Linked DNA regions of Homo sapiens: all the other regions are linked to region 7. Evidence: chromatin loops called from intact Hi-C (ENCODE). Cell type or tissue: PC-9. All regions are shown on one strand. Each heading gives the region's core, and the rest is flanking DNA. Links, peaks and the distances in the headings are about the cores only. Region 1 holds the start of MTMR2 (myotubularin related protein 2). Region 2 overlaps MAML2 (mastermind like transcriptional coactivator 2). Region 3 overlaps MAML2 (mastermind like transcriptional coactivator 2). Region 4 overlaps MAML2 (mastermind like transcriptional coactivator 2). Region 5 overlaps MAML2 (mastermind like transcriptional coactivator 2). Region 6 overlaps JRKL (JRK like). Region 7 overlaps MAML2 (mastermind like transcriptional coactivator 2).

Evidence for each region. Hi-C counts contacts between places; a loop is a spot of excess contacts. Peaks named below come from ENCODE experiments on the same cell type or tissue, not always from the same donor. Only the 100,000 strongest peaks of a DNase experiment are listed, where the experiment ranks them.
Region 1: a loop joins it to region 7, with 2.8 times the contacts of the local background. A loop is called at or near these places in 6 of 110 quality-filtered maps.
Region 2: a loop joins it to region 7, with 3 times the contacts of the local background. A loop is called at or near these places in 26 of 110 quality-filtered maps.
Region 3: it touches region 7 in a loop (6-fold over the local background); 5 of 110 quality-filtered maps call a loop at or near these places.
Region 4: it touches region 7 in a loop (4-fold over the local background); 19 of 110 quality-filtered maps call a loop at or near these places.
Region 5: a loop joins it to region 7, with 4 times the contacts of the local background. A loop is called at or near these places in 17 of 110 quality-filtered maps.
Region 6: a loop joins it to region 7, with 4 times the contacts of the local background. A loop is called at or near these places in 14 of 110 quality-filtered maps.

The regions. Positions count from the first base shown.
Region 1 is chr11:95,922,642-95,927,077 of GRCh38, forward strand. MTMR2 (myotubularin related protein 2) reads right to left here and starts at 1,466. Exons shown (of 15, transcript NM_016156.6): 1 at 1,234-1,466. The coding sequence starts at 1,313. RefSeq lists enhancers at 1,444-1,493, 1,554-1,683. In PC-9, for the core only: no CTCF peak of the experiment used is centred there; DNase peaks (open chromatin) are centred at 1,350, 1,930 and 2,560; H3K4me3 peaks cover 3,133 bases; H3K27ac peaks cover 3,783 bases.
Region 2 is chr11:96,053,187-96,057,622 of GRCh38, forward strand. All of the region lies in intron 2 of MAML2 (mastermind like transcriptional coactivator 2), which reads right to left. Among named protein-coding and RNA genes, the nearest start is that of MTMR2, 130 kb to the left of the region's middle. In PC-9, for the core only: CTCF peaks have their summits at 1,869 (motif pointing right) and 2,070; DNase peaks (open chromatin) are centred at 1,845 and 3,005; H3K27ac peaks cover 3,497 bases.
Region 3 is chr11:96,096,637-96,101,072 of GRCh38, forward strand. The region is part of intron 1 of MAML2 (mastermind like transcriptional coactivator 2); the gene reads right to left. Among named protein-coding and RNA genes, the nearest start is that of MTMR2, 170 kb to the left of the region's middle. In PC-9, for the core only: no CTCF peak of the experiment used is centred there; DNase peaks (open chromatin) are centred at 1,645 and 2,465; H3K4me3 peaks cover 2,474 bases; H3K27ac peaks cover 4,000 bases.
Region 4 is chr11:96,312,541-96,316,976 of GRCh38, forward strand. All of the region lies in intron 1 of MAML2 (mastermind like transcriptional coactivator 2), which reads right to left. Among named protein-coding and RNA genes, the nearest start is that of MIR1260B, 27 kb to the right of the region's middle. In PC-9, for the core only: no CTCF peak of the experiment used is centred there; DNase peaks (open chromatin) are centred at 1,941 and 2,311; H3K4me3 peaks cover 2,273 bases; H3K27ac peaks cover 4,000 bases.
Region 5 is chr11:96,304,657-96,309,092 of GRCh38, forward strand. The region is part of intron 1 of MAML2 (mastermind like transcriptional coactivator 2); the gene reads right to left. Among named protein-coding and RNA genes, the nearest start is that of MIR1260B, 35 kb to the right of the region's middle. In PC-9, for the core only: no CTCF peak of the experiment used is centred there; DNase peaks (open chromatin) are centred at 2,445, 2,935 and 3,305; H3K4me3 peaks cover 2,729 bases; H3K27ac peaks cover 3,469 bases.
Region 6 is chr11:96,392,164-96,396,599 of GRCh38, forward strand. JRKL (JRK like) reads left to right here. Exons shown (of 2, transcript NM_001261833.2): 2 at 1-1,398. The coding sequence ends at 61. Among named protein-coding and RNA genes, the nearest start is that of JRKL, 4.4 kb to the left of the region's middle. In PC-9, for the core only: CTCF peaks have their summits at 1,799 (motif pointing left) and 2,006; no DNase peak of the experiment used is centred there; H3K4me3 peaks cover 236 bases.
Region 7 is chr11:96,240,654-96,245,089 of GRCh38, forward strand. The region is part of intron 1 of MAML2 (mastermind like transcriptional coactivator 2); the gene reads right to left. Among named protein-coding and RNA genes, the nearest start is that of MIR1260B, 99 kb to the right of the region's middle. RefSeq lists an enhancer at 2,894-3,043. In PC-9, for the core only: no CTCF peak of the experiment used is centred there; DNase peaks (open chromatin) are centred at 1,728, 2,718 and 3,248; H3K4me3 peaks cover 2,511 bases; H3K27ac peaks cover 3,625 bases.

The DNA of each region.
Region 1 (4,436 bases), core at 176-4,175, 320 kb before region 7:
GCCCTCAAGTATAATAGCTTATAACCTGGTAGAAAAGGCACTTTAAGCCAACAATTATAGTGTGCTTATTAAAGACTCTGAAAAACGACTGTGCAGGGAGCTATGAGTGCATATGGCAATGTAGAATGACGGGATCAGACAGTGGTTCCCCAGTGAGGTGCTGAACATCAACAGGAAAAAAGGCAATAACTACCCATATTTAGCAGAATCCAAAATGAATTATAATAGAGCCACTTCAACTGATTGAAGGAGAAAATGAAAATTGTGTGTTTTCACACAGCAGTTATCGAATCACTCTCTAATAACAATTAGACTATTATTCAGTGGAAAAGAACCAGATTTCATCGTGGCTGCATAAAAAGCAAATACAGGTCTTATATTATTTTTTAAAAAATTTTTAAATCATTATTTTAAAATCAAAGAAAAAGACTGCATCCAAAACGCGTCTAGTTAATATTCATAAAAGCTCTCTGCAAAGCTGCATAAAGTCCTCCTCAAAATTCCAGGATAAAATTCCCATCTGTTACAAGAGAAATGACAACGTGGAGAACCAGTAGCCCAAGAAGGAAGAAAACTACCACTCATTTTGTTTTCTTAAACCTATCACTGGGGATAAAAACCACTCAGATTCCTTGATACTGACTTTCAGCTGGAAGATTTAGAAAAGAGAAGCACAGGAGACATTTTTATTTACATATTTAAGCAAAAAGGGAGGCGAGAAGAAAATCAGAGTGTAGAGAAAAGCATGAAAGAAATTAAGAAGGTGAAGCCATGAAAAGAGAGAAAAGGGCTGGGCAAGAACCCAAAAACCAAAGACATAAGAAGGGGTGGAGGAGGAAAGACTGACTTTAGGATGGTTTTGGAAAAAGTGACAGAGAAAGACAGGAAATGTGGGGAAAAGAATGGGGGCGGGGGGAACTGTCTTAAAAAAGGTTTGAGAGGGAATGAAAGACAGGAGAAAGTAATTAACTGGGACCACCTCCATCGGGGAGAAAACGAGATCGGAATATGAAAGGTAGAGGAATCGATAAAGAAGCAGCGAGTTTTAACCTCCTTTTCCTCAGCCTCCACGCCCCAGGGAGGGAGGCAGAAGTGGTTCCCAAGTCCCGGGGAAGGAATTCCGGCGTAGCCTTCAGAAACCAGAATCCGCGAATTGGGGCAACAATCCAGCAGGTCCCCGGCCCCTCTCCATCCCCTTCGGACGCTGGGCGGGGCCCTGGGCGTCCTGGTTACCTGGACAAGGAGTCCACGCTGGGCGGCCGAGCCGCCGCCGGCTGGGAGCCAAGACTCTCGCAGCTCGAGCTCTTCTCCATCGCGCGGCAGGGGCAGCACAGGGAAAGGCTGAAGCAGTCTTCGCGGCTACAGGGCGGGAGAAGCGGAGGGCGGAGTGCTACGGACCGGGGCCGCAGTCAGGCCAGCGCCGGCCCGGGAGGGAGACCGGAAGCGGCCATGTTCCCCCAGAGTGCACCGCGCCTGTAGGCTGCTGGGCAGCGGGAAGACCCCACTGCGCAGCTCAGACGCCGGCATCGACTCTCCGTGCTGGCTGTGTCCGGCCGCGCGACATCTGGTCTTGGGGAAAGGGAGGTGGCGGCTCCCAGGGTGAGGGGGTCTGGTGAAGCGGGAGGGATGAAGGACCAGACCCTTATGGAAGGAGGAGAAATCCTAGGTGTAAGAGGAATGAGGGAACACTAAACATGAGGGTCTCAGGAAGGCGATAAGGACCTGAGGCCAGGAGGATGATTTAGACAGGAATGTGGGGGTCAAGGAAAACAAGAGGACCGGATAATGAGAGAAAAGTGAGAAAGAGGTATGGGAGAGGGATTGGGGAGGATCTGATATACATGCAAAAAGAATTATATACTACTGGATGCGGTGGTGTTGGATTACCCAAGTAGAAGACAAACTTTCACCGATTTTTCCCTGCCCTTTCAAATTCCCGTGCCTAGCAGGAAGGGAGTGTGGAGGAATAGAACTGTGATAAGAGAACAGGAACTGGGTAAAGGGGAAATGCTTCTGCTAGGATTTTTCTGTTAGGATACAGGAAAGCCATAAGGACACCATAAAGGGATTTTTCTGATTGAGATTGAATCCTAATCATCTCATGTATGGGGTGTAAAATTATGCAAAGATTATTCCTGTAAAAAAAAAATCAGACCATCCTTAAAAAACTTCCTTGCTAGGATAAATTGAATTATATTGATTTAAACTAGATTTAATTTATAATGTACAACTGATGTCTTTTAAAAAACCTTATAGTTGCAGTGCAGTATTAACTTGCAAGTACATTCCCAAGAAGAACAACCTAGCTTAGTTATGTTCAGTGTAAGGTAGAATAGTTACTGATGAGTATGTGTTTAAGCACAAAAGGCTTAGCCTTTTTTGAGTTTGGCGAGGACAGACAGCGACCGATTGTTTTTATTTCCATAATTTTTAAGATACCTTAACTGGACTCTGTAGGCAAAGGGAGTAGGTAGTCAAAAACATTTTTTAACAAGCTTAAATATCTATCATGACTCATAGAAGAATTTCCTTATTTCTTCACCATCTCTACCTGCCTTCCAAAATGCTGACTCACTGTCAGCTACTTTGACTTAAATTTCCTTAGTGAAGGCTGATGAACCCTTGAATGGGAGACCTATGTACTTTCTTCCACCCAGTTCATTCGTAGCACTTTGTTAATAGAACCCTCGAAACCTTCTGCCTGATGTAACAATATGTGTATGGTTCTATCTAGTGATTAATAAAGAACAGTGTAGTAAAAGTGTAGAGACTTTGGAACCAGACAGATCTTCATCGGAATCCCGGTTCTGTCTCTACACTTGCTCTGTGCTGTGGTTAAGTTGTTTCACATCTCTAAAATGGGAATAAAATGGGAATAAAAATATCTACGTAATAGGTTGTTTTTCTCTGTGCAGAGTCGGTTGCACAGTACGGTCTCACTAAGTAGATTTATTATTACTTGTTTTTCCACTGAACTTACTGCTTGACTTCTAACCTGACTGGTAAAATGGTAACTTCTCAGAGTGAAAACACAAGCAAAGAATATCAGCTGGAAATTAATTAGTGAACTCTAATTAATTAATGAACTCTAAGAAAATGAAAAAACATGGTTAACTTGGGACCTCACCAAAAGTTATTAATTTTTCAATTTATAATCTGGGCTGTTTTTTCTCAAACTATCTGCAAGAAGGAACAGTGTTTTGTTTTTAATTTTCAAACCATCACCAACCAAAACTTTTTTAAAATATAAGAAAAATTAATCACAGTTGGTTCCATATCCTCAGATTCAACCAACCACAGATTGAAAAATTTGTAAAAATTGTAAAAAACAAAATAATACAAATAGAAGACAATACAGTATAACAACTATTTACATAACATTTACATTGTATTAGATATTATAAGTAATCTAGAGTTGATTTAAAGTATACAGGAGGGTATGCATAGGTTATATGTAGACACTAATGCCATTTTATTTAAGAGACTTGAGCATCTTTAGCTTTTACTATCCTTGGGGGTCCTGAAACCAATAACCTGCAGATACTAAGGGATAACTGCACTAGGAAAATTAAAGAAAAAGGTTTGCAAAATACAAGGCCAAATTGTTTATTAGATTTAACAGATATTACTCCTTGAAAGTTTCGTGAAAGTTCCTAAACACTTATTCTCAATATTGCGTTGATCTCATCATAGACTGACAACAGTTCATGTATGGGTACTACACCAAAAAACCATTGAGATCTCATAAATTAATAAAGTTGCAGAATACAAAATCCACATCCAAAATTAGTTTGCATTTCTATGCATCTATAATGGCCAAAAAAGAAATCAAGAAGGCAATCCCATTTACAAAAACTGCAAAACAAAAACAAACAAACAAAAACCAGGAATAAGTTTAACCAAGGAAATGAAAGACCTCTACAAGAAAAACTATAAAACTCTGATAAAGGAAATTGAAGAAGATGCAAATAAATGGAAAGACATTTCATGCTCATGGAACAGAACAATTAACATTGTTAAAATAACCATACTACCCAAAGCAATCTACAAATTCAATGTCTATCAAAATATCAGTGTCATTTTTCACAAAAAAAGAAGAAAAATTCTAAAATTCACATGAAACTAAAAAAGAGCCTGAATAGCCAAAGCAATCCTGAGCAAAAAGAACAAAGCTGGAGGCATCAGACTATCTGACTTCAAAATATAAATAAACATAAGGCTATACCAACAGCAGCGTATGGTATAAAAACAAACACACATACCAAAGGAACATAAGAGAGAATCCAGAAATAAACACATGCATTTACAGCCAACTGATTTTGGACAGACATCAAGAAAACACACTGGGGAAAGGACAATCTCTTCAATAAATGGTGCTAGAAATATTGGATATCCATATTCAGAAGAATAAAACTGGACCCCTGTATCTTACCACA
Region 2 (4,436 bases), core at 129-4,128, 190 kb before region 7:
AGGAATATTGATTCTCAAACTCTCATAGAGAAATGTTCACTACTTCCTCTAGCCTGGAGTCCTAAAATGTCTGACTCAATGAAGAAAAATGCCAACTGCCACTAGAGCCTACTCAAATGAAAACTCTGTAGCAGAATGATCTTGATTATCTCAGAAATCCCTGACAGAAATGGAAGCAATATAAATAAACACAAAAGAAAATAGAGGTACTGTAACACAACTATAAATTGCTCTTCTCCCCGACTTTCTTCCAATCATCCAGGGCAAAAGAAGGAAGTTGGTCTTTGTGGCAGAGAATAGACCAGCAGCTGTTCTCTATCCTGCCAAGAGGGGAGAGACTTATTATAAACAATAGCCAACAATATGTCCTTTGGGACGGGAAACTCAGCCAATTTGGAGGGGGCCAGTCTGGAAGAGAGAAGGAGGGTTAATGGGATGGGGGGGTGACCAACATAACAGAGGATGAATTAGGAGAAAACACTATCAAATTTTCCTGTGTACTTATGTTTCTATTACCTCATTAGGGTGATTACATAATGTGACTCCATTTATAAACTAAGAGGGAAGGAAGGGGCGACATTCTCCTTAGCGGTGGCTGATGTGAGACATTAACATACCAATAAGTCATGTGGGCAAACAGTTAACATGTTTGGGAACATCTTTCCTTTCTCTCTTCATCTGTTTGGTATTTTGTCTGCTCCTTCCCTCCTTTCAGCCATATATGTGTATCTGTGACTCAGAAATGGAAATGGAGCTGACAACTTGGGTGCCGCCATTTTGAGAGCTCTTCATGTAAGAAATATATGGAGTTTGTTTTACTGTTTTATATTCCATTGGGAGAAAAAAAAATGAACAATCTTACTTACATGTATTACTATGCATGGGTCCCTTGCCCATTCCTCTCTGCAAAATCCCCAGAGGAGTTCTTAGCCAGGTGCAGATTGGAATTTTAAAGGTTCTTATTTCTTAGGACATTTTTCTACATGTGGAGAAATGCCATTCTTTTCACAGACTAACTTGTCAGTGTCCTGATTCTAAGTAGTAACTCTAGACGGGGATATTTTAGGGGAATGCTGTTTATGGATATACTATTAATTTGTGCCTTAACTTTTTAAATAGCTCACTAGGACAGTAAAATTCACTGAGTGATATTTAACAAATGAGGAAAATGGGTTTCAAAAATGTGAAACAACCTGTTCTGATAGTTAGAGAAGGAGGCCAGACTGCGATCCTGTAACAACAGCAGTTATACAGAACATGACTGTAATAAACAATTTCTAAGGGAGGTTGGACAGTTTAAGGAGGGGTTCCTTTATCCATGGGTTCTTCCAATGAGGGAGCAGTGTGGGAGTGTGACGGTGTTAAGTAGGACCAATTCTATTTAAAAGGGTCCCTCAGAGAGAGAGAAAAAAAGAATTAACTATTTAGCCTGTATTTGTCTTACATATGGTTTTAATTTGATATACTTACCCTTTGTTCCCATATAACCATATTAACCCTTCCCCATTTTGTTATATTACTTCTGGTTTTAATTTTGGGGGCTTCCAAAGGCATTTTTGCAGTTATCATTTCTCAGAAGATGTGCACTGATTCTGTTTGTTCTTATGATGGCAAACTAAATAAAGAGTTTGAGGATCTGCATTACACATGAACAGGAAGGGATTTCTTTATTCAGATTAGAAAAAAATAAATTTTAAATATTTCTATTGTAGACAGTATAGTAGGGAGATTTCACTCTACCTGGGGCCTGGGAAGTAGTATTTACTTAAATTAGCAATCAGTCCATTCATTTAGATCTACTGTTCCATATGTTTTCTGTTCACATTATTTTGGTTACAGTATCTTAGCTATCCAGCAGATGGCATCTGCTTCAAAACTCTCCTAACTTCCATTTACATTTCAGGACAAACAGGATACTGATACATTGAAACCTCCCTTAATTGACTTCTACATTTAGTACCTAGAAAAGGTTGCTGGAAATATAATTAAGGGTAGACCATTCATTCCCTTTTTCTTGGTAAGAGTCATACTTCTCTCTTGCCATGCCCATGGCACTACCATGGACGCCTAAGAAAACCTCAATAATTTGAAAGGAAACATAATCAGAATTAAACCCACAAGCTCTCTTTAAAAATCTATTACTTTAATTGCTTTCAGCACTACACAAGAGCTTAGTATTAATGGCAGATTTAGACAAGCAAAGCTAATCTCAAACCTCCTCTAAGAGAGGAAAGAGGCAGGGGGGAAAAAAAAGAGCCAGCTACTCCAAGAAGTGAGGGTAAATGAATACACAAAGCTTTATGCATAGTTACCATACAGAGCCTTTTCTCTCTATACTTTGTATGAAAAGATGGGTGTGATTGAATGACTTCTAACGTTTAATGACACCTTTGCTCCAGTGCTTTGTAAAGCTCACACATGAATACACTGATCCATTTCCAGATGATCCTGGGGCCCCCATCCTTTTGTGTCAAGCACAAAGAAAAAGGAGAGAGAGGGAGAGACAGAGACAAAGAAACAGCCCATGTAACCAAGCGCCGAACATGATTTGAACAACCAACTTAGTAAACATCAATCTTAGGCTGTGTTATGTGAAATGGAGTCATACTCCAAAAGAAATGTTGGCTACATTTAAAAGATCACTTTGTCTAAAGAAAATGCCAAGTTGAATTTTCATGTACTAAGTCATCTTTCTACAAGAAGCTGACAAGACAAAAGCAACAAAGTGAAAAGGTAAAAAATGGCTCATTTGAAAAAAAGTAATAGCATTATAACCTTTTTTTTAAAAGGGTCTGGTTTCCTTGTTTTATATTATTTGTCAGGGATCAATGTGGCCATGACAAAAGCAATGGGTTAGAAATCAAAAGACTTGTGTGACTTGCTGTGTTACTTTGTGAATCACTTCACCTCCCTGGAAGGCGGTTTTCATCTATGTAATATAAAGGATGGAACCAAATTACTTTTGGGTTCACCTTCAGCTCATGTTTGTTCTAACAGGGCATCCCTGCCCCCACAGGGCAGGCTCTTAGCACTCATTTGTGAGTGTGAGTCATAAGAAAGGATGGTGGAGCTTGGATAGTGGTGGGGTCTGGAGCTAGTTTGCCCAAACTGAGCCATTGGAAAGGATTCTAAAATTCTGAAGCATTTTAGAATCCTTTGGGTCACATGTTCTCTCTTTTAGTTTTATGGCTATTTTCTGAGGAAAAAAAAAAAAAAAAAAGCCCAGGTTGGGAATCCAAAGTCTTTGACATGAATCTCTTTTGTTCTAACTTTTAGCTCAAAATAAAGTGCATTTGACCATTCAATTCTTTATGTGTAGCATCATGCACATTCATGAATCTCTTTAAATCTGGAATTTAAAAATGCCTGACATCTCCTGCCACAGCCGCTGTTAATATACACAATAGATTCTTCAGAAATGCAAGGTTAGAACATTTGAAGCATGAGAATACTGATTTACATGGAAGCTGAGAGTATACAGTATCAATAAAATGTACCTTTGACATCTTGGCTTCCAGAGAAATACACTTTCTTTGTTCATTCACAAGTCTACTCTATTTCCACCTCAGATTTAATTATCTTCCCAGTTCTCATTTGCGTATGTGTAGGCTACCATTCACAATACACCAAGCCCTACGTGTGGGAGGCACAAATCTTTTCATTCAAAAAATAATAATGTGGACAAGCCATTTTGACTGCAAAGTAAGTGCTTTAGACAAAGGCAAGAGGATGTTAATTGTATTCTAAGAATACCAATGTCCTTGAAATGAAATTTGTTGTTTGGTGTATTGATCTACATCAGTAGTGTAGACTTTCAATGATCTAGTTTCACCTTCTGAGTTTGCTGATTAAAGAAATGCAGCCCGAGAAGTATAAAAGGTTTGCCCCCAAATCACCCAGATCTACAGTAGCAGAAGTAGGACAAGAACTTGGGGTTTTCTTTTTTGTTTATGACTTACACACTAGAATCAGTTATACATCCATGAGTGCCATGGATGCCAGGATCTCACTACTGCTGTGCATCCTTTCTGTTTCTCTGACTCTCAAATTTATTCTCTTTGAAGTGAGCTCTCTAGAAGCCATTTCGTTCCTGATTTGGAGTTGATATCCCCTGCATGCCTCTCTCACATCCTTTTAACTTCTCCTAAATGCAACTTAAGCCAAAATAACGTCATTTATCCATCCCTCCATCTCTTCAATGTCTGTCCATTTATCTATCCATCTATTCATTCATACATCCAGGCATCTATCCATTTCTCCATCCAAAAACAAACAACCTCAGAGTGTCGAGTCCTAATCTAGACCTGGTAACCAAAATAAAATAGTATTGTTCCTCAAAAAGCTCCTAATAGAGCTGAGTTTGCTCCTGAATAATCTTTTTAAAAAGTATGCCAGTTTTATAGTTTTTCTTAACAATTATTTTAAAAAGATTCACA
Region 3 (4,436 bases), core at 208-4,207, 140 kb before region 7:
AGCCAGGGATCTCGTCCCGATTCTTCCATTAATTTGTTTTGTTACTTTAGGGAAAATACTCAACTTTTCTGGGCCACAGTTTTCTTCTCCTTTATAAATGGGATTATCTCTGAGATCATTATCCTGCCCAAAGCCAGAAAATAACAAGCACTAAAGGAGGGAAGTTTGTGTTCCAGGCACTATGTGTGGTGGTGTAAGGTCACCACCAAGCACAGCTGGAGGGATTCCTTAAGATGGGGGACAGAAGAAGTCATGTGTGATTCCATTAGGATAAAAGACACCCATCAAAACTTCACTGGGCATGATACTTTACCAAGAGAATTTTGGGGATAGGCTGTGCCCTGCCTTCTAGAAGTTTTTAATCTAGTTATATCACCGAGGCCCACTGTGAATGCCTACATGCAGTAGGCACCAAGCTACTGGCACCAGCACCATACAATCTAAATGATTCTCAAGGATCACTTTTTGCTTTGAAATATCTCCTTTGCTGGACTAAAATTCTTTCATTAGATACATGGTTTGAATTATGGTATAGAGTCTCTCAAGATGCAAATACTCCAGAAGCAACAGAGGAGGAAAACAGTCAATAATACCTCAAGGACAAATAGCTTATGAGAAAATTCAAAGCCAACTTACCAGAACAAGAATAAAGCTCTAAGGGAACAAGACCTAACCAGGGGAATGGTAGAGAATAAAGGCAAGGGTTTAAATAGAGAAGGATGGGGGCAGGACTATGGGAGTTGGGAGCTCCACACTGTGGACCTTTTGGGTGGCTGGAAGAAAAGAGAAGGGAGAAAGGAGAAGTATTAGGGTAGTAATATCCTGAGGGGCTGCAGGGCCTGAATCTTCCAGAAAACAGTTAATGATACTGGAAAGGTAAAGGGAAGGATCTCCAAAACAAATCTTTCACCCAAGGGCTGACCTACCAATTAGGCATGGGACACACAGTGCCCAGGGCTCACAACAGTTATAGAACAGAAGGAAAAAAATAAGATTTTAGGTTAAAGAACTGTTTCAAAATATATTAATTTATCTTTTTGCCAACACGGTCATAAAATATAATTTTTAATATTTTTTAAGGAATAAGGGGCTTCAAAGGCAAGGGTACCTATGTTCTATGAAAGCCTCTCACCTCTTAACTATTGTATACTGAAGGCTTATTCTAGGCAGGCACTCTGTGGTGTAAGTCCTTGTTTAATCTCATGGCTCTCTGAGGCTTGTGCTCTTATATACCCATTTCATAAGTGAAAAAATTGAGGTTCCTGACATTAAGATTACACAGTAAAGATATGGAGGCAGGATGCCAGCCCAGACATGTCTCGTTCCAAAGTCCTAATTCTGAACCACTAGCCATACTGCTGTCTTCCCTTTCGGCCTCTACCTTGCCAAATGCTGACAGTGTGCTGGACACAGATAGCCCAGACAGCCAAGACAAAAGTCCAATAGAATGAAGATGCCTTGTGAGCACAGGGCAGAGGTAAAGGCATTCGGGACACAGGGGGTTGGATGGCAAGGAGAGAATGATGACATCACTGGTGGGAGGTTGATGGTGAAAGTTCAGGCCATCACTCCTGAGGCTCCAATATAGGAGAGGAAAGAGACAAAGGTCATTCGGTCAGTCAAAAAGATTTACTAAGCACCAGAGAGAGTTCTGAACCATATCCTATCAAATCATCCCTGGCATGAGGGAAAATATGCAGATGATTAAGCCAGCAGCAGGATGTAAAGGCTTCCAATCAGCACTACACTCAATCTTTGCACTTTTCCCACTACCTAGGTGGGTGAGAAGCATTTTTTATTTTGCATGATAAATCTGTGCCCCACAATTACGTTTAATTCATGAGACTGTGCATTTAATATCACCCTTTCACTGGCCATCCGAGGAAGGGGCTTGTTTTGGGAATGATTTTCAACAAGGGAAGTCCAGTCTGGTTTGCAGATGACACAGAAATCACTGTACTTTCTTTTGCTGAGATCCAGCAAACTGTTTCTTTTCACTCCCGTCCTTGTTCTCATTCTTCCATTTGGACACCTAGATGCTATTTGAGGCCTGCGGTCTCTGCTGGGGAAAGGCATAGGCCTGTCCGGGGCAGGGTTCCAGACACAGTAGCCTGCCTGCCCCAACAGCTGGGGTTGAAGGTATGAGAACGCCTAGGAACAAGGAAAATCCTGCACAGCAGAACTGGGGCTGGGGTCCTCAGTAAACTGCTTCTTTTTAAGTAGCTATGCTTCACTTTTCCAAAAGACTTGAAACATAAACTTTCTGGAGGGATTTGAAAATGCCATTATTGCACAATCCTCTGGTTTCTGTTTCTTCCCCTGCCCCCATCCCTTTCCACAAAATAAATGCATTCTTTGTCTCCGGTGCTGCCCTAGAAACAGGGAATGTGCCACACAAAGGTAACAATTCAGTCCATAGGTCACTTTTTTTCACCCCAGGTAGACTTCTGTCTTTCTCAACCAGGCATAAACACAAGAACCAAATCTGCCACTGCCTACATACTCAAGGGAATATCTTGGTTCCATCATCTGCAAACTTTCCTCGGGCTATTTTACTCATGGCTGATTAGAGATAGGACTGGGGATAGATAACATTAGAAAGAGACCAATCCGAAAGCTAATATATGACTCTTGATTTGATTCTTGAAGTAAAAATGTTTAGGATCCAGGAATAGTAAATTCTAGCTCCTCAAGTACTTGGAGGTGAGAGTAATTCCTTTCTGCCTTTCCAGTCCTAGCACAAAATAGGTTTGTCAGGCTTTTTACTAAACACAGAAAGAATCTTCACTTCTTATTTGGCCCTACCAAGATCTGAGCTTCCTTGTATTACTAGATATTATTTTATGGCCACACAGTAATTAGGTTTGCCCAACCAGATTTTAAGCTCTTTGAGGGTGGGCATTCATTGCCTTATACTTCTCCAAGTTTCTTTCAGTACCTACCACAATGCTGGGCATATTCTAGGTGTTTTAATAATTATTCGTTGACCTCAGTGCCTGGGAAACGGGATCCTTCTAACTATTGAGTGGGAGCAGTAAAACAATGCTAAAAAGGAGGTTGTGGGTTGTGGGGAATATTTTCATACCAAATTCACAAGCAAATTAATGGTTCCACCAGAATTTTGCTTCAGTGATTATTTACCTTTTGTTTTTACTTTTTTAAAGACATTTTTATACATTTTTTAGTAGAGATGCAGTACTGCCATGTTGCCCAGGCTGGTCTTGAACTCCTGGGCTCTAGCAATCCTCCTGCTTCAGCCTCCCAAAGGTTATAGAGATTACAAGCATGAGCCACCATACTTGCCCATTGATTATTTTCCTTTAAACTCTGAAGTCACGAGAATGTGAAGCCCTGAGAACCGGAACTGTGAAGAAAATGTATTGTCACTCATGTGAACCAGAAGTGAAGGGGTGTATGAAGCTTTGTGATGGACACAAAGTGTTGTTGCCCCTCCTGATGGGACTGCAAAGCTGGGATGCAAGTTGAAGCCCCATCTGGACTCCATGCCCTTCCTGGGTGAAAGCACTGGAGCAGACATGGAGCCAGGGCATGCTTCCTTATGAATTTCAGTAACTCGTACTTTCACTCCTTCAAGAAAACATGTGAGGTGTTTTTGTTTGTTTGTTGTTTTATGTTTTAGGGTTTTTTGTTGTTATTGTTGTTGTTGTTTTTCTTTCTTTTTTTTTTTCTTGAGATGGAGTCTCACTCTCTCGCCCAGGCTGGAGTGCAGTGGCACGATCTTGGCTCACTGCAACCTCCGCCTCCCAGGTTCATGTGATTCTCCTGCCTCAGCCTCCCGAGTAGCTGGGATTAAAGGTGTGCACCACCACATCTGGCTAATTTTTGTATTTTTAGTAGAGACAGGGTTTCACCATGTTGGTCAGGCTGGTCTTGAACTCCCGACCTCAAGTGATCTGCCTGCATCGGCCTCCCAAAGTGCTGGGATTACAGGCGTGAGCCACCACACCTGGCCTTTTTGTTGTTGTCTTTAGTGTAAGGGTCAGAGGAGGCATATTAGATCTTTCTAGAAAATTTGTTCCATAACTTTGTTCCATAAGGTTTGGACCCTGAGAAATGTTACTAGTTTAGTCAAAATAGCTTTTTTTTTTTTCTTTTTTTTTTTTTCTGAAACAGGATCTGGTTCTGTCATCCAGGCTGGAGTGTAGTGGCACAATCTTGGCTCACTGCAGCCTCAACCTCCCAGGCTTAAGTGATCCTTTCCCCTCAGCCACTGGAGTAGCTGGGACTACAGGAAAGTGACAACACACTTGGCTGATTTTAAATTTTTTTGTAGAGATGGAGTCTCACTATGTTGCCCAGGGTAGTCTGGAACTCCTGGACTCAAGGTGTCCTCCTGCCTTGATCTCCCAAAGTGCTGGGATTACAGCTGTGAGCCATTGTGTCTAGCCCAAAATAGCTACTCTTTATGAAGCCCA
Region 4 (4,436 bases), core at 309-4,308, 72 kb after region 7:
CACTCTTTAAGTAAGCAAATTTGAACAATAGTTGTTTGACAATATGCTAAACTGAATTTCCCTCTAGGAAGTATGAGGCAGAGCACAGAAAGTAATATTCAGGCTATCCACTATTTTTTTTTATTGTGGTGGAACATTCATTACATAAAATTTACCATTTTAATCATTTGTAAGTGTACAAGTCTGTGGCATTAAGCACATTCACATTGCTGTGCAGCCATCACACCGTCTATCTCCAGGCAGGCCATCGACTTACCTGTTGTGAAAAATAGCTTTAGTTTCTTATCAGGAACTAATTTCAGTTAGTTAGGAACTGTACTGTGACACAGAAATAAATAGCTTAGTTGTATTGGAATCTGAACTAGTCCATCTCTTTATTAAATGTTATGCTAGTTATAGGAAGCAATATGTTCTCTTTCATTGGGAAGACAACTATATTTTCTACTTTCCCCAAAAAGTGCAGTGTTAGCGCCAGACAAAATAATAATCTTTAAGATAGTGAGTACTTGAATGTGCTGGCTACTATGCTAAGTATTTTATGTGCATCAACTCAGTCTCACAACCATCTAATCGTCATTATCCCTCTTGCACATGTGAAGGAAACTGAGGTGCGGAGGTTAAATAGATTGCTAAGATCCCACAATTAGCAAGGGGTAGAGCTGGGGCTCACAACCTGATCTATCTAACTTCTGAGACCAATAGTCTAACTCTAAGAGGTTCACAAATCCCGAGGCATCGGCATCCACCTGAGCAGCTGTTAGAAATGCAAATCCTTCATCCCCATCTCAGAACTGGGGTGGACGCCAAGGTGCAATGTAAGCAGCTCTCCGGGCCATTCTGAGGCTCACTGGAATTTCGGAACCTTTGCTCTAGCCACTGCCTCATTGCATTTCCCTTTTTTCACACTCCTTTCCCACCATGCCAAATCCCACCACTTGTTCTTGGTCACACAGTCTTCATTATTGTTCCCCACCTCGCCCAGCCTCCCCAAAATTGCCCCATTCTTCAAACTGACTTTTTCCTTCCTCTTTATAGCCTGCCTTTCTCCCATTAAAGACTCCTCTTTCCTGTCACTGTTTTCTGCTATAATTTAGTAAAAGAAACAAAAACAAATCCTACTAAGCCAATCCTACAAGGCTTTGGTTTGTTCACTCATCAATAAATATTTACAGAGAACCATATATTTTTAAGGTGTTTTTAGGAAGTGATCTAGTGTTTTGGGATACATTTGTGAATAAAAAGACAAATATACCCATCCTCATGAAGGTCCTCATACTTGATTAAAAATGCAGATATTAGGGTTTTACAGCAGAAATTTGGATTTTTCGACATTTGAAATAAGACCCTAGAATCTGCAGTTTATCAAGCACTCCAGGTGGTTCTGATGCCAGGTGAATCAGGTGATTTAAGTACCCTGATACATCCCGTGAAGTAGCTTGAGTAGGAGCACAGTAATTCATCTGGTGTTTCTGCTTTCTAAATTTGTTTGTCTTCTTCTCCCCATAGGGTCTTTGGGAGAGGGCAGGGATATGAAAAAGGAAAGGAAAAAATTTCAGGCAAACTGAAGTAGCATTTTTCAAGAAAGGGAACTTTCTAAGGTCTCCTAAGGCTAGTTCTGCAGAGAAGATTTTGCTTAACTTGAGCCCTGGGTGATGTGATTTAAAGACAGAAAACCAATACCAAAACGGGACAAGAGTCACAGGTGGCCTCTTGGCCTGTGCCCCCTGAGCTAGGCCAGCCAGCTGCTGTTTATAAACCTGTGGCCTGCTAGGGCCTGCTACAGATGGTCTTTTTGGATTATTTCAAAGACAACACCTTTAACTCTGAGTGGTAGTTTGGAATCATTTTAAGTCCTCTTGATATCCCCTCTTTCCTAGTAAGAACAAGACCAGCTTGTTTAACATTTCCTCATACCACAGATATTTTTCATGAGGCCTCACCCACTCCCAGACAATAACAACATCCTTCCTGTGGGTTGGTGACCAGTGCTGCACGTATCTAAGAGGTATAATAAGCATTTTACACGGTGGCATTGCCACCTCCTTCTCTTTGTTTCAACTCCTTCTGCTAAGATAACCTAAAACACAGGGAAACGGGAAAATAGGCAGCTTAACTTTTTTTCCCCTTTTCCAAGATGCCTCCCAAATTCTAGCCCTGAGTCAACTACTGTTCCATTATTCTGTCTAGAAGATAATATAGACTCATTTTGTACCCAATATAAATGTTTGGCACAGAAACAGCCTTCCTTCAAATGGGTCCAGAGGGGAAGTAGTTATGGGAGTGGCAGGGGCAGGCATGGCTCCATCCCAGCCCCCTGCAATCCAGACTCTAGGCCAGAGGACAGACAAAGTCAGCATTCTGAACGGGAAGCTGGTGTTGCAGCCACCAGTGAGGAATTGTATTCTTACTCCACAATTTAAAAGGCCAAACATTTGTCCTACTCCAAACAACAAAGTGCCAACCCTAGAGGTTCCATTTAGTTACAGTAGGCACTAGAAAGCTTCTGAGATAGATAGTATGAGTTTCCTAATCTGATTTCAACAACCTGGGCTGTTTTCCTTAGTTCTAAAGAGTATATTAAAGAGGAGGTTCTCCATCAGACATATTTTGCCTTCCAGGGGATACTTGACAATGTCTGATCCCAATTCATGGTCCTAATGTAGATGGAAGGTGGGGAATGGTATTGAAAAAATGAGGACAAAACGGTGCCAATGGATAATTTGTGGAAGGACATAGTTGTCCTCTTGTTAACCTTAAAGGCTGGAAATGATAACTCTAAACATTCCCTAAATAATCCATTTTGGTTTCCTGTAAAATATATTTATATTGTATCTAATTTATTTCATACTTATATTTTCATTCAAGCTACTACCTCTTGGGCTGATTTTCCTATATGCTTATCTCCACTTACCGTATAAAGTAGAAGTACATTTTATTTATTCCAATGCTATCTCTTTCACACTTTAAAATTTAAACTAGTCCTAGGATCTTGTTAACAGTTTCCAGACTCCTGTTTTTTTCATAGAGCTTTTTACATTTTTGTGCCTCTGGATTCAAAGGGTTCTAATGGTCTTGGTTTATCTTCATATAGCATTCACTCACCCACTCTGACAGGTCAGAATGACTCAATCTCATCATGCGTGGTACCCAGAAGGCCCAACAGAGAAGAGAGCAATCTAGTTGTCCCTGAGGATACTTGGCTCAAAGCCTCCTACCATCCTCTCTGAGCCAGGCTATGCATCCAGTCCCTGCACAGAGGAGCTGGCTGTGAGGAACTATAGGGAAACCCTGGTCTTGACTACACAAGCTTCAGTTTTACATAATGCAACTTCACAACTAATTTTTTCCCAATGGTCAGATCGGCAGGTAGACTGAAGCCATTAAGGTAGCCAAAAGCACCAGTCAACTGGGATATACAGTTTTTCTATCATGTGGACATAGCCTTGCCATCATTCAGCAATATGTAAGCCTGTGACTTTTCTGAAAAACAGAATGAGGGGATCTCTGGTTCAGTTCCTTGAGTTTCAATCTGGGTAAGTGGGTCACTTGTTGCATACTCTTGTAATATCCTTCCACTTAATATTCTAGAGGGATGGATTTGTTAGGGAAAACAGAAGCACCTATTCCTGCTGTTCCTTTATACCCTATCTTCTGGAATAGAATAAGTCAGGGTACTTGCTTGCCCATTCAAGAAGCAACCAGTATACCCAAGCACTCTGGTGGGTACTGCAGATACACAAATGAAAAAGGCAATAAAATGGAGTTTCTACTCTAAAGGGAGTGATAGACCAGAATGGGAACCAATACATAAATAAACACAGAAAATGCAGGTTGTAACAAATGCTATAAATAAAACAAAGAAGGGGCTAAGATACAGAATAACAGAAGAGTAATCTCTTTAGGAGGGATGTTCAATAAGGCTACCATTCATGTTGAGATCTAAAAATTAAGTGGGAGGCAGCCAGGTGATGAGTTGGAGAAATAACATAATAAAAGGCCCTCTGGGGAGAAAGATCTGGGCTCATTTGGAGAATTAAATGATCCACACACAACTTCTGTGTAGTAAGCAAAGGTGGCTTGAAAAGCGAGGCAGGCAGCAGCATGAGCAGGACCTACAGGCTTGCGTAAGGGGCCTGGATTTTATTCTAAGTGCAACAGGAGGCTACTTAAGAGTTTTAAGCAGGGGTAGGATGTAAACAATTGTATGTTGAAAGGTGTTAACTTTTGTTGCTGTACTCAGTATGGACAATACTAGAAAGAAGATGCCATTGCAGCAGTCGAGGGGAGAGGGGATCCTGAACTGGGCCAAAGTGGTGCCCAGACAGGGGATTCAAGCTATGCTTTGAAGATGGAACTGAGCAAATGATCCAATGGCACATAGAAGAGCAGATAGTTGGACTCCTCCTCTGCTGTTGGGGCCAAGCCCCCTCCCCACT
Region 5 (4,436 bases), core at 286-4,285, 64 kb after region 7:
CCTCGGTAACTTTTTGTACATCTGCAAGTAATGAATGTATTCATATAAACTCTTCTTGCAGCAGGCAGAGGAGATACAGAGACAGCTAACTGCATAAAGTGCTCCAGAAACATAGCCCAAATCACAATGATGTTACACCACTGTGATTCAGGATAAAGGGACCTTAAAGAAAAAAATAAAAACAACTAAATGTGTTTATGCTATGTTATGCTGTTTATGTTTCTTCTATTTGAGAAGCTCCTGACTCAACCACTATTGAAAAATTCCGAAGTCCTATAAAGATACAATTCTCTTGACTGAGAATAACATTCTGAAATATTATTATTAGGTCAATAAATTCTCACTTAAGGAAAAGGAATTAGAGATGCACCATTTATAACAACTTCTCAATGCAAAAACTGAGTTCTGAGGCCAAAAAATATATACACTTTAATCCATTTTTCAGTAACTTTCACATTTTAGTGTAATATTTTAAAATTAAAGCTATTACATTTTAAAATAATATGGAAACAGTAAAAAGATCAGTAGTTGCCTGCAGTTAAGGGAGAGGGAAGGATAAACAGGCAGAGCACAGAGGATTTTTAGAGCAGTAAAATACTCTATGATAATATAATGAAAGATGTACATTATTATATATTTATCAGAGCCCACAGAATACAACACCAAGAGTGAATCCTAATGTCAACTACAGACCTTGGGTGATAGTGGTGTGTCAATGTAGGTCCACTAATTGCAACAAACATACCACTCTGGTGGAGGATGGTGATAATGGGGGTGACTATGCATGGATAGGGAACTGGGAGTATCTGGGAACTCTTTGTATTTTCCACTCAATTTTCTTGTGAACATACACTGCTCTAAAAAATAAAGTCTATTTGAATAATAATAATGAGACAGGATGTATTCTATATTAAAATACATGTGAAACTGTACTATATGAAAAAACTTTGGCAAAAAGAAAGTCTCATCAATTCTCTGATTCCCAAATGTCTAGATATCTGTAAGTTACTATTCAAGTCATCTAATACACAAAGGGAATTTTTTCTATGTTAGAAAAAGTTTCCACAACTTCTATGATGAACTATTCTGAATGTTACTAGAACTTAGAAGTACGGTAACTGGAAATTAAGGCAGATAAAAACATCTGTCTCTATGCAAAATATGTCCCTCAGAGGTTAAACTGGGTGAAAATAAATAGCTAACCTGGCAACCAAATAAAACTACAAAGCAACAAACACAAGTATAAACATTCTGAAAAGTGTTTTTAAAAGACAAAGTGAAATGCTCCTAGAAAATGAACATTTAAAATGTATCATATGAAACTTTAATATCTCACAATAAGAAACATACCTTTCTTCTTGTTATGCTGCAAGACGTCATAGCTGCCTTGAGTATCAAATTATGTATATATAATTATATACATAACATATACATATATAGTTTTCTACAAGTCTCTCAATAAACATATATTCTGAAAATATGGAGCACTTCAGTTGTGCACTTCAGTTGTGCCTTTGATCACTGCACGAGCCCAGGCCCACAATATCAAATGAAGAAGAGTTAACATGTTGACATCTGTTTTAGGCTAAAAATGGAAATTGTGAAGCTCTTCTCTCCTCTTCCAAGAGTTCCCTGGAATGGATCAAAAAGCTTCAAAAGACTTGGCTCCAAGGGAACTTCTAGGCAATGTCTACACAGCACAAAATGATATGGAGGCTTGGCATCTCCCTAAAGAATTAGGGCTGTGTTGACTACTGCAAAAAGGGGACTGAACCTAGCTCCCTTTGTGACTTGAAAGGTCAAAACAGTTCTCCAAGCTCCAGAATTTTCCTTTATGTGGATCTATGTATTAATTTTTCATAAAACCTCAAAGAAAACTCCTTGCCTTCAGCATAGTTAGACAACGACTGAACATCTAGACTGGGCCATGTATTTTGCCAATACTAGGGGTAAAAAGGCTGACTTTCCCAGGTAAGTGAGGCAGAGGAATGTCCTCAGTCTAAATTGAAAAGAAACCTTCCCAAACTTACACTATTTTTTTCACACCAAATCAACTTGGCCTGTGAATTTTTTCTTTCCTTGAGGCTGAGTCAAGATGAACTAGCATTTGCGGGTGGAGTGGTTACTTGAGAGCACACCATTCGTTACAAGGGGTCTTTATATGTAAAGCAGAAACATTTTTGTTTTGCTTTTCAGTTGGAGTGAGCACGAGGAATTGATTCTTTTTTTTCTCCAAAGTTAAAAGAGCAAACCCAGAGACTACCAAAATGTTAGGTTTGTTTATCATTTCCAAGTTGAAATAAAGCGTAATGTGAATACTCAGCACTCTATCTTTCCCTGATTAAAGTGATCCTGCCCTTTGAATTGCTACACAGGATACTGTTCTGTACAGCTCACTCACACGGCTGTAATAAGTCACAACAGTTTGGCACCTCGCCCAACAAAATACAAACTCTCCTGAAGTCTTGAGCTTTCCCATGGCAACATCACAGTCACCAACACAGCAAACAATCACTCCAATCCCTGCTCCCGCTTTCCTTTTCTAACAGCAAAGGATATCATTGCAGCCAGCCTCTTAGAACTGTGCTCATTATCATCTATGAAAGGAGATAGCAACGGAGATCAAGTTGCCTTCAGTGCTGAGCTTAAAGTCAGACCAAAAGCAGGATAAGTACAGGAGCATAGGGAAGTTTTACTTATGCTTTTACTGTAAAGGAAGAGTGAGAGGCTGTATGAAAAGTATATTCCTTAAATATATCCCTTAAAGTATATTCCTTAATGTGCCTTGCTGCCCTGATTACCCAGTGGCTCTGGCTCACTCACAATCTTCATACAAAACTCCCATTCACATCTAGCCCAGGCACTCTCGACAGCAGCTGGGGAGGGGGAAATGCCATCTTAAAGCTGCAACTCCGACACATTCCTGAAACTGCAAAATTGGAACGGCTTTCAAACCTCAGCTGCTTTCTCCAAGGGAATGATCATTCTGCTCATATGGGAAGGCTGCCTAGCAGTAAGAGCAGGGTGGCAGCTCCGTACAGCAGATTAAAGCAGCACCACTTCCTTTATGACCGCTTCTTTTCAGATTCAAATAACATCCTTAGGGGTGCCAGTCTCTTCTCATAAAAAGTGTCTGGGCTCCCACAAATCCCCTAAAATGATAATCTCTTCGTGTGTATTAATTTTATTTTCATTTGATGGCCCATGAGAGTTCAGGAACAGAACTAATAGTGAACCCAAGGGAATGAATGGCCTATGACTCATGGGTGGATATCATTTTATAGGGGAAAGGAAGAGGAGGGTGGAAGAGAGTCCTGGCTTCATGTGGTTTTGAATGCTGATTGTTCTACTCTGGAATTATGGTAAAGCCCTGCGCATGCTCATGGAAGATTCTGGCTTCTTTACAATTCTAGACTCAGGCCTTACACAGTGTTATAGTTTACATTTGGGATCACCCGACCTCAGAAATCAAAATTTCAGAGGGAGTTTCATTTCAGCATAGCTAAAATTTGGGGGGCAGTGGTGGTGGGGCATTAGTCCATGTAATAAAGAATATAAAATACTAATGACAAAGTATGGAAGTAATTATACCAAGATATTTCAATGCTATCCTAAACCACAAGGAGGAAAAAAAAATCCAGTGATTTACTAAACAATAGTAGAATTCTGAAATATAACTGAAGCATCTCTAACATACATATGGGTGACTGCTGTGTCATTCAAGACTCTGTGTATTTAAGTACTAACCCTCAAAATCCATTTTAGTGACAATTTACATAATTACAGTATTACTGGAAATTCTGACATCAACTTTTCACTTACTGCATACCTGATTATGTTTTATTCTTTATTATCCAATCATTTCCCATACCCAAAATCTAATTATGTTGCAATTTTTATCAGTAAGAAACCTACTTTAGACATAAAATATTAAGCTAAATAAACAAATGGTACTTTGCATCAGAGTTGCTCTAACATCTCAGAATACACTTCCCAAAAATTACATCCATGGCTACTTCCTACTTCTTTATGTTTCAGCTTAAATTTAAAGAAACTTGTGCTTTATAAAAAATGACTAGCTATAATAATGTATATTTTTTAGTTTGTTTGCTTGTTTCTTATATGTCTTCCTATTAGAATGTAAAGACCTTGAAGCTGGGGACCATGTAGCTAACCTCATGTCTTACACACAATGGATACTGAGCAAATATTTATTGAATGAATGAATGCTTCATTTATCTATACACAGTGAACCATACATGTGCTATATACTTTCTGCTCTGTGTACTCTTGTCCAAATGTAAAAATGCTGCAGCATAAACAAATAATTCATGGCATAAAATACAATACAATAAAATGAAAATAACTCATTAGTTAAGTTCAGCAAAACAGAGAAGTAAAAGATAGAGAAAGGAAGAAAACTAAGTGCCCTTGCT
Region 6 (4,436 bases), core at 184-4,183, 150 kb after region 7:
AATACGTAAACTTCGAGCCACCATCAGAAATAAACAGAAGATGACAAAGTCAAGTCAATAATGTCATTTCAATTTTATTGTTCTGCTCATTGTGTTTGTGACAAACTCTTTGCAATATGGCTTAATTTTCTTTGTGTTCTGAATTCTCAGACTTGGTCCTGTGAAATACAGGCACAAAATGTATCTGAAGTGGTTTGAGGATTATGTGTTTTCATCATCTGTGTCTTTTGTCCTTTTATTTGTACAGATAATCAGAAGATGATACTGAATAGATATAAATTACATGTACACATGTATTCACTTTTTAGAATCTGCAATTATACCTTCTGTAACAGTGGCATTCCCTTAATTTTCTAGTGAAAGTTAGAGATAACTGAACAGACTGAAGCACTTTTCTGAAATCTTTTGCTTGATTTATGAAGGCTGCCATAGTTATCTTTTCTTGTGTTAACCATCTTAAATGATGTTTTGTATATTTTAATAGACTGATAGGATGAGAAAGATTTATATTATTAGATTTCAGGATGATTTATAATAATTCAAAAATGAAATTCAATAATGGGGAAATAATTATGAATTATAGAAATTATGCCTTCATTCTCTTACATTTGTGTGGGTTGCAAGAGGGGGAGATTATTCTGGAAATGAAGTAAATATGGGAAGTTATTGCCAAATGAGAGAGAAACTATGGGAAAGCTGATCTATAAAGAGGCATTCTGATCAATTCATTTGTAGGAAACTGGGAAATAAAAACCTGGGGAACTTTAGGTTATTTATACAAAGGGAATAAATAGGCTGATTTTAATTTGGTAAGTTGATCTTTTTATTATGAATTTGGTAATAGTATAGGTTTATTATTTATTCATCTAATTTTATAGTACAGGTTTTGTAATGTTACATGTGATGATATGAGCTCCCACCTTATATGGGGGAACATCTTGGGAATTTGAGATTTAATAAGTTTTTTTTTTTTTTTTTTTAGTGTTTTTACTGCATACTCACAAATGTTGTCTATAATTTGAAAAATATTGTCATATCTGGCCCTTTGATGAGAAAAGGAAATTACAATAATAAAGTTTTATGATTTTAAATAAGTCATATGTTTGTATCCTGTTTTATGAAGAAAGCAGAAATAATTACTGAAAGTGCCAGACACTAAGGAATATTATTGTTTATTATTTTAATACATATAAAAAGGGATTAATCTGCTAAAATGTAATCTAAATCAGAATTTTGATAAATTTTTTTTGTAAACTAAGTATGTTTATTCAAGACATTGAAACTACTTTGCACATATGAATATTAATGTAACTTGTAATTTAAAAGTAAAGTGTTTCCATGCTATTTCATGTTTTGGCCAAAAATTTTTAAAAAATAAATTACAATTGTTCTCTATTAGTCATTTTTTAAAGGTTTAACTTTTTTTGTTGAAATACGTAACATTTTATAGTGCTTTCTGTAGAATACTAAAACTTCAAAAGTATTTTTAGTTTTCCATAATTTCTCTTATTTTCATGATAGGTGTATGTCTATATTTTTCAGAAGATGTGTGATGAAAGTGTTTAAAAATAGTGTTTATTGCATGAATTTCCTCAGTGTAGAGTGTGAAAAACCATCAGAAGTTAACATACATATTGAATCAGATAATGACACGTTCTGCTATAAAGTAAGCTGTACATAAAATAATTTTTCTAAAATGAAAATATGTACTACAGATCTTGGAATTTCTGTCTGGATTTGCACAGTTTTTAAAATTAATCATGTCAGCCCAATGCAGCTGTGTCATTGCCACCTAGTGGTAAAACTAACATTACTGTTAAGCTGTGTGATTTTAAACTTGAATCCCCAGTAAAAGGTTCACTGTTCTGTGGCCATAAGTGTGAATCTTGTGACTCTTTCTCTAGCCTGTAAGAGACTGCTCTTCTTTGGTTTACAGCTATTCTCTGAAATCTGCCAACACTGGTACTCTAGCCCTGTTTTGGATCCTTCTATCCTTAATTATAAAGGCTGATCAGTAGTTGTAGCAGTTGAAGCCAAAAGCTATTTGGGTTCTGTATCTGCCCCCAAAGTTGTATATCCTTAGCTCCTAATTCCTATTCTATCAGTGCCTTACCAGAGGCTGTGTTTGGCATTCTATTTATCTATTTAAAAATTTGCCATTGGCTTATGTTCTCTCACCAGTTTCATGAATTTTTTTCTCATTGATATGCCTTGACACAATACTCTCAGAAAGCCAATAACAGTGCAATGTTTCTTACACTTCCAGTAGTCAAGAATTTTGTGAGAGCAGATATACCTAATACAAGATCATGTAGGAAATTATAATGTTGCTTTTTTTTCTGAGAGATTTGGGCTTTTTTGTGGCGAGGGGGTTGTAGAAAGTTGAATTCTTTGTCATGATGAAATCCAGTAAATTAAAAATTTATTGAGTTTTACTGTATGTCGAAGACTGCCAGCTGTGGTGGGTTTAGGAAAATATGAAAGAAAGGGAAGAGGTTGCTTTCCTTGAACATCTTGAAATCAAGGTGGAAAAACTATACATGTTTGAAAAAAAAAAAAACCCCAAAACCATCTGCCTCAATTGTAAGCTCATATAAAAGAACCAACATAACAAGATGTGAGCTATGTAAAAAAACCATCAAGATTTAGTTGCTTATTCATTTCTCCTCTGATTTCTATTCTGTATACCCTTTACATTCTAAGCTATGCATTGGTCTTGATTTTTGCTGCTCCTGAGTGACTTCATCCTTTTCCCTTATCTGCATGTGATCCAGTCACCCTGTCTGGCTCTATGATTTATATATTCAATTGAGAAATTGGACTTAGTCTAGAAGGGAAATTAAAATTAATGCTTTGCTTCCCATCCATAGTGAACTCTCCATTAGCATCATAATGTCAGAGCCACCCAGATGGGTTAAGAAGTTCAAATAATTATTTAACTCAGTTGTTGACATCTCTACTCATATCAAAATTATTATACCTCCTTATGCCACTCATAAGTGTCAAAATACAGCTCAGCTGCCTTGGTCTGAAGTAGCAACATTATTATCTGTATCTCTTCTTAGCCTTTCCTAATGCATACACATGCCCTTTCTTCTCTCCATTTCCTCCAGTGGGCAGTTGTAGTGGTTTCTTTTTTTTTTTTTTTTCCTTTGGTATCCTTATTGCTACTTAAGTATTAAAATTTAGTTTGTTATGATTCAGCCTTAAAAGATCATCACGCAAATTCTTTAAGACTAACGGACTACACTTCTTAGATATGTACCCTTATCTGTTTTTCCTATTGAAGTCTATGACAACTTTGTTTAATAATTAGTCTCAGGCAGTCCTATGCAATTAGAAGTTGGGATGGAAGCTGCAGGGCACGGTGGCTCACACCTGTCTTTGAGGGGCGGAGGCGGGTGGATCACGAGGTAAGGAGATCCGGACCATCCTGGCTAACACGGTGAAACCCCGTCTCTACTAAAAATACAAAAAAAAAAAAAAAAAAAAGAAAAAGAAAAAAAAATGGTCGGGCATGGTGGTGGACACCTGTGGTCCCAGCTACTCCTGAGGCTGAGGCAGGAGAATGGTGTGAACCCAGGAGACGGAGCTTGCAGTGAGCTGAGATCGCGCCACTGCACTCCAGCCTGGGCGACAGTGTGAGACTCCATCTCAAAAAAAAAAAAGAAGAAGTTGGGATGGAAGAATGACCAATAGCAGTTTCTTCCACAGTGACACCTAATGTGAAAATGAGTGTCTGTAGTGCCTCAGATTCTATAAGAATTGCCATATTGTAAAGTGATTCTTGTGGTTGTGTCTCTTAATACTGGAATATAAGCATCTACAGATCAAAGACTATGGGATCAATGCTTTGCAGAGTAGTATATATTCAACAGACATATACTTAAACACTAATTGTATATCATGTATAAGACATGTTCTAGATCATGTATGGGATATATGGCTAAGACTATCTGCATTCAAGAGATTTACAATGGAAAGGAGGAAACAGACATGTAAGAAAGGGAGAATGAGTTAAGTGTTACTGGAAGAGTGCAAATGAAAGACTAATTCTGATGAGTGGCATAAGGAGGTATAATAATTTTGATATGAGAAGTAGAGATGGCAACAACTGAGTTGGCCTTCAAAAATAATATTTTCATGATGTTTTGTAATTCTTAAGATATTTTCGTAGACACTAGCTCAATGTCCAAGAGATCATCTAAAGGATACATTTGGTTGGGAAAGTAAACCTTAATTTAATCTTAGCTGCAGGGATGAATCCATTTGTTTAACTGAGAAGTCTTACTGAGGCTTTGCTTTTTCAGTCTTATTTCCTTCCTACTGTTTGTAGTCTGGAGAAATAGTTTTTGAAACCTACAAAAGCCCCCAGATTTCTGGACTTTCTCTAAGCCAAGGTATTTAACTGAATGTCAGAATAAAGGTATGCTTTA
Region 7 (4,436 bases), core at 227-4,226:
GCACAGCTCAATTTTAAATGCAATTACCACATTATAATCTTGGCAAGACCCACTGTTCCAAATAATTCTCTGATGTACAAATTAGTCTTCCTACTAAATGAAAACTGCCAGCAGAAAGGTACTATTACAGTATATAAAAATGAAAAGTCTCATTGAAGTACGGAATAACTATAAATTTCATTTCAGAAGCATATACTATATACACACAAACTTAAAAAAGTTATAATTAAGATGTCTAATTCTCCTGAAATAGCACTCAAATATATAATAATTCCCTGTAGGGTATGTAGGCAGTCTGGATCAAACAGCATCTCCCTATGCTGTGAACTAGAAACACTACTAGACTAATAGGTTGAACTATTTCTTCTGCTATTTTTCCAGAATATGAAGATAAACAGCAATTGAAGTGTCATCAGAAGATTCTGCAATTATTTTTTGATCACCAACACCATCGGCTGTTGTGAGGTAGAGTTTTTATTATAGTATATATTTACAAATGTCTTCAACAACTTACAGTATTTTCACTAGTTCTGCCACACAGTAGTACCATACATTGTCTTCTCAGCATCAAAGATTTAGTGCTTTAGCAGAGAAACCAACTCTGAAATGAGGACTTTGAGACTGGCTTTTATTTCCTACTAGGTGGTCCTTCTGGGAAGATCAGTGCACAGCTTCTCTTTCCAACATCTACTAAAAAATCCTTTTGAAACAATGTGGGAGGCTGACGACTATTCCCCTATTGCAGTGGTCCTTGACAGGGGGTGATTTGGCCCCCCAGGAGACATTTGGCAATGTCTGGAGATATTTTTAACTTTTGTAACTGGAGGGAGGGGTCTACTGGCACCTAGTGGGTAGAGGCCAGAGATGCTGGTAAATATCTTATAATGCACAGGACAGCCCCATACAAAAAGGACTTAGTCCAGAAAGAAAATAGTGCCACGGGTAAGAAACCTTGCCCTATTGGCTTCTCTGTCAACATAACAGGTATTGCCTGTGAACATTTGTTGCCAGAGTGAGTGTCCCTGGGACAGTGTTGATTGCGGAAGTCAACAGAGGAGGAGAATTTAAGTCCTCCACTTCCTGCTGGGCTCTCATAAAACGATGCAAACCAATGGGCCCTTGGTTTGTTTTAGGTTAGACTTGTGGAAGTTTTCGAAATTCTAGTTTTGCTCTGTTCAATCATTTTAGAAAATATCTAAGTATCGTTCTGGTTTGAATTAGTTTGTTTGGTCTATTTTTGAACATATTTTGCTTCAGTTACAACATTAATATTTGGGTTTTATTCAGTTCAGGGTTCAGCAAATTAGCAAAATTACAGCTTTGGGTTATGGTTACTTGTTATATATCTTTGCATGAGAGCCCATGCAAGTGTGATTGGAGCAGAAAGCTAAGGTTCATCACAACCATGGCCACTAGAGCTTTCTATGATCCAAGGAAGTTAATTCACTTTTTTACTTTGTTTCTCAAGAGGATTCAACAATGCAAGCACCAAACCAAGTGGATGCCCCTCTTTCTGTTGCTTGGTTTAAAATTAAAACCCTTGATGAATAAAGTGATTTATTTCATATTATATTTATGAAAAGGTAGAGCACTCTCAATGTTTTGAGTATTCCTGAAACTGTTTACTTAATTATACAATGAGAAACAAGACAGGAAAAAACTTCATAAAAATCACTAGGGATTTTAAAAAAATGCCCATGTACTCTTATTTTGCAATGGCTCTGGTTGTGAAATCATCAGACTGAAAAATACTGGAGGAGTGGTGAGGGTGGATTTTAGTGACAAGATTTCCTTAAGGCTGTAAATAAACCAGATTCAGTAAGAGAAACAGAGATGGCAGTTTTCATCATAAAAGGGGGAAAACATTTTCCAGTTGAATTATAGGTACAGCACAAAACAGTTGTTCCGTTTTTAAAAACTTTAGTTTCTGCAGGCTGAAACAGAGCATTTCATTTGGCTCAGTTCATGAAAGCCATCTGCACCTGCTCACGAAACAGCTTAAAGAGAAAAAAAAAGTGTGCACCAAGGATTTTAACTTACACAGACAATAAGGGATAGACTCTGGCACTCAAGCACTGAAAAAGCAGGAGCATGATAAAGGGGAAAGGATCATAATTTTATGAAGTGCCAATAAATAATAACCCCAAATCAGCTTACAGCATCACTTAGGTTTACCTGTGGAAGCTACACTTGCCTGTTCTGGTTGCATGTTTAAAAGTTAAGCAATTAAACCTCAATTATATAGGTTTTTCTTTTATGTAGCCTAGGGTTGAATGCATTACTGGCAGGAAACTTTAGCTCATGAATTCAATCAAAAATCCTTTCATTTGTCAGAACTGCTTCCTGCTGCCTCCTTTAAACATCTGCTTCTCCAGTTCAGGGACACACACACACACACATACACATACACACACACCCCCTCTTTGTTAAAATAATAAGCAATCTACCAACTTCCCTTGCAAAAGTTACATTCTCTCTTACACACACACACACTTGTTCCCAGTAGAGTTTATTTAATGTGTCTTTTATAGCTTCCTTGTCCTTCTCTCTTCCTTTCCGCTTTTAAATTCTGGAAAACCTCAAGCTGACAAAAGAAGACATTTTAAAAATGCGAGGATAAGGCCCGGCCGGCCTCCAGACCAATGAGAAGGAAGCAGAGCAAGGAGGCGGGGGAGGCGGGGTTGGCTGTCGGGAATTGCCTGCACTCCTTAAACGGCAGGCACTTCCTGCTAGAGGAGGCCAGCTCTGAACAGACAGAAATCGGGTGGAAAGCTAGCAGGAGGCGTTGCTCAAGTTCAAAACAATCTGTGCGTGTCCAGGCACGCGCGGAGCCAGACCCCAGCCGCGCGGCTCAGACCTCGCGAGAGCCATCACCTGAGAAATCCACAGCCTTTTCTCATCAGGCTTAGACTGTTTTTCCCATACCTCCAAGAAGGAAGACCCACATGTTAAAACTATGAGAAAAGCTGAAAGTGCCTTCTGAACAGTCATCCTTCTTTTTCTTTTTTTTTTTTTTTTGAGACGGAGTCTCGCTTTGTCGCCCAGGCTGGAGTGCAGTGGCGCGATGTTGTCTCACTGCAAGCTCCGCCTCCCAGGTTCATGCCATTCTCCTGCCTCAGCCTTCCGAGTAGCTGGGACTACAGGCGCACGCCACCACGCCTGGCTAATTTTTTGTATTTTTAGTAGAGAAAGGGTTTCACCGTGTTAGTCAGGATGGTTTGTCGTGATCCGCCCATCTTGGCCTCCCAAAGTGCTGGGATTACTGGCGTGAGCCACCGCGCCCGGCCCAGTCATCCTTCTTTAACCACGACATAGGTACTCAGGTCCGCTGGCCTTCCTCTGCACTGATGGACTTTTCTTTGTGAAACTGATTCAGAGGCGGACCTCAAGTGGCTTATTCCTTCGCCTAAAAATCGTGCTGCTTTTTCCTCTAGTGAAGTCTGGAGTACAAATTAATAAAAACTTGGGGCTGTGCGGCCTAATGGCTCAAACCGTGTTCCAGATGTTTTGAAATATTATTACCCCTTTTGAGAGCCTCAGTGTCTCCCTGGAGGGTAAGACATCTGCCTTAAGGGCACTTACCAAGAAACTACAAACATTTGACTGCACACAACAATGGTATCTTAATAAGACAAGGTGCTTAATACAACTGGCTGCCCTATTATGACGTGTAAGAACGTTTTCATATGTAAGCTATGCTTGCAATTCTATAAGTAGATAAGGAAGCTTGTGGTTGTTACACTTCTAATATATGGATAGAAGAGCTTAAACTCTAATGATTAGAAAATTACTGGTATTCTGAAGTGTATTACAATCAATGCATTCATGATATCTACACGTTGTAATTATTCATCCTTAAATTAAAAATGGTTTATATGGTTATAGCCATATATATCGATTATTGTTTTATTATATTAATAATAGCTAACATTTCTGAGCACTATGTGCCAATTATAACACAAAGTTCTTTACATGCATTATTTCATTTCACCCCTACGACTCTACAGAACTATGATTACATTGAAGAAACAGAGGTTTGTATCATTCATTTGCTATAGGCCAGGGAGTGAGTTAACAAAGCTGTGACTTGAACCCAGCACCTGGACTCTCAGAGCAATCACACACTATTCAACCATCCACCCATTCATCCATCTATCCGTCTGTCTGTCCATCCATGCATCCAATCACCCACACACCCATGCCATCCAACATGAAATGTGTATTATTTGGAAAGACACAGTCATAAGATGTGCACAAAATACTTAAAAAAAGGATCTATTTTGTCCACCTGAAACAAAAGGAACATGCTGTATCTTAAAATGTCAGATGTTAGATGTGAGATTATACATCCATACTGAACTGTAGAAACAATGAATAATACAAGCAAAACCAAAAAAGCCAATGCAACTGATATCAACAAGAAATTCAATACTCCT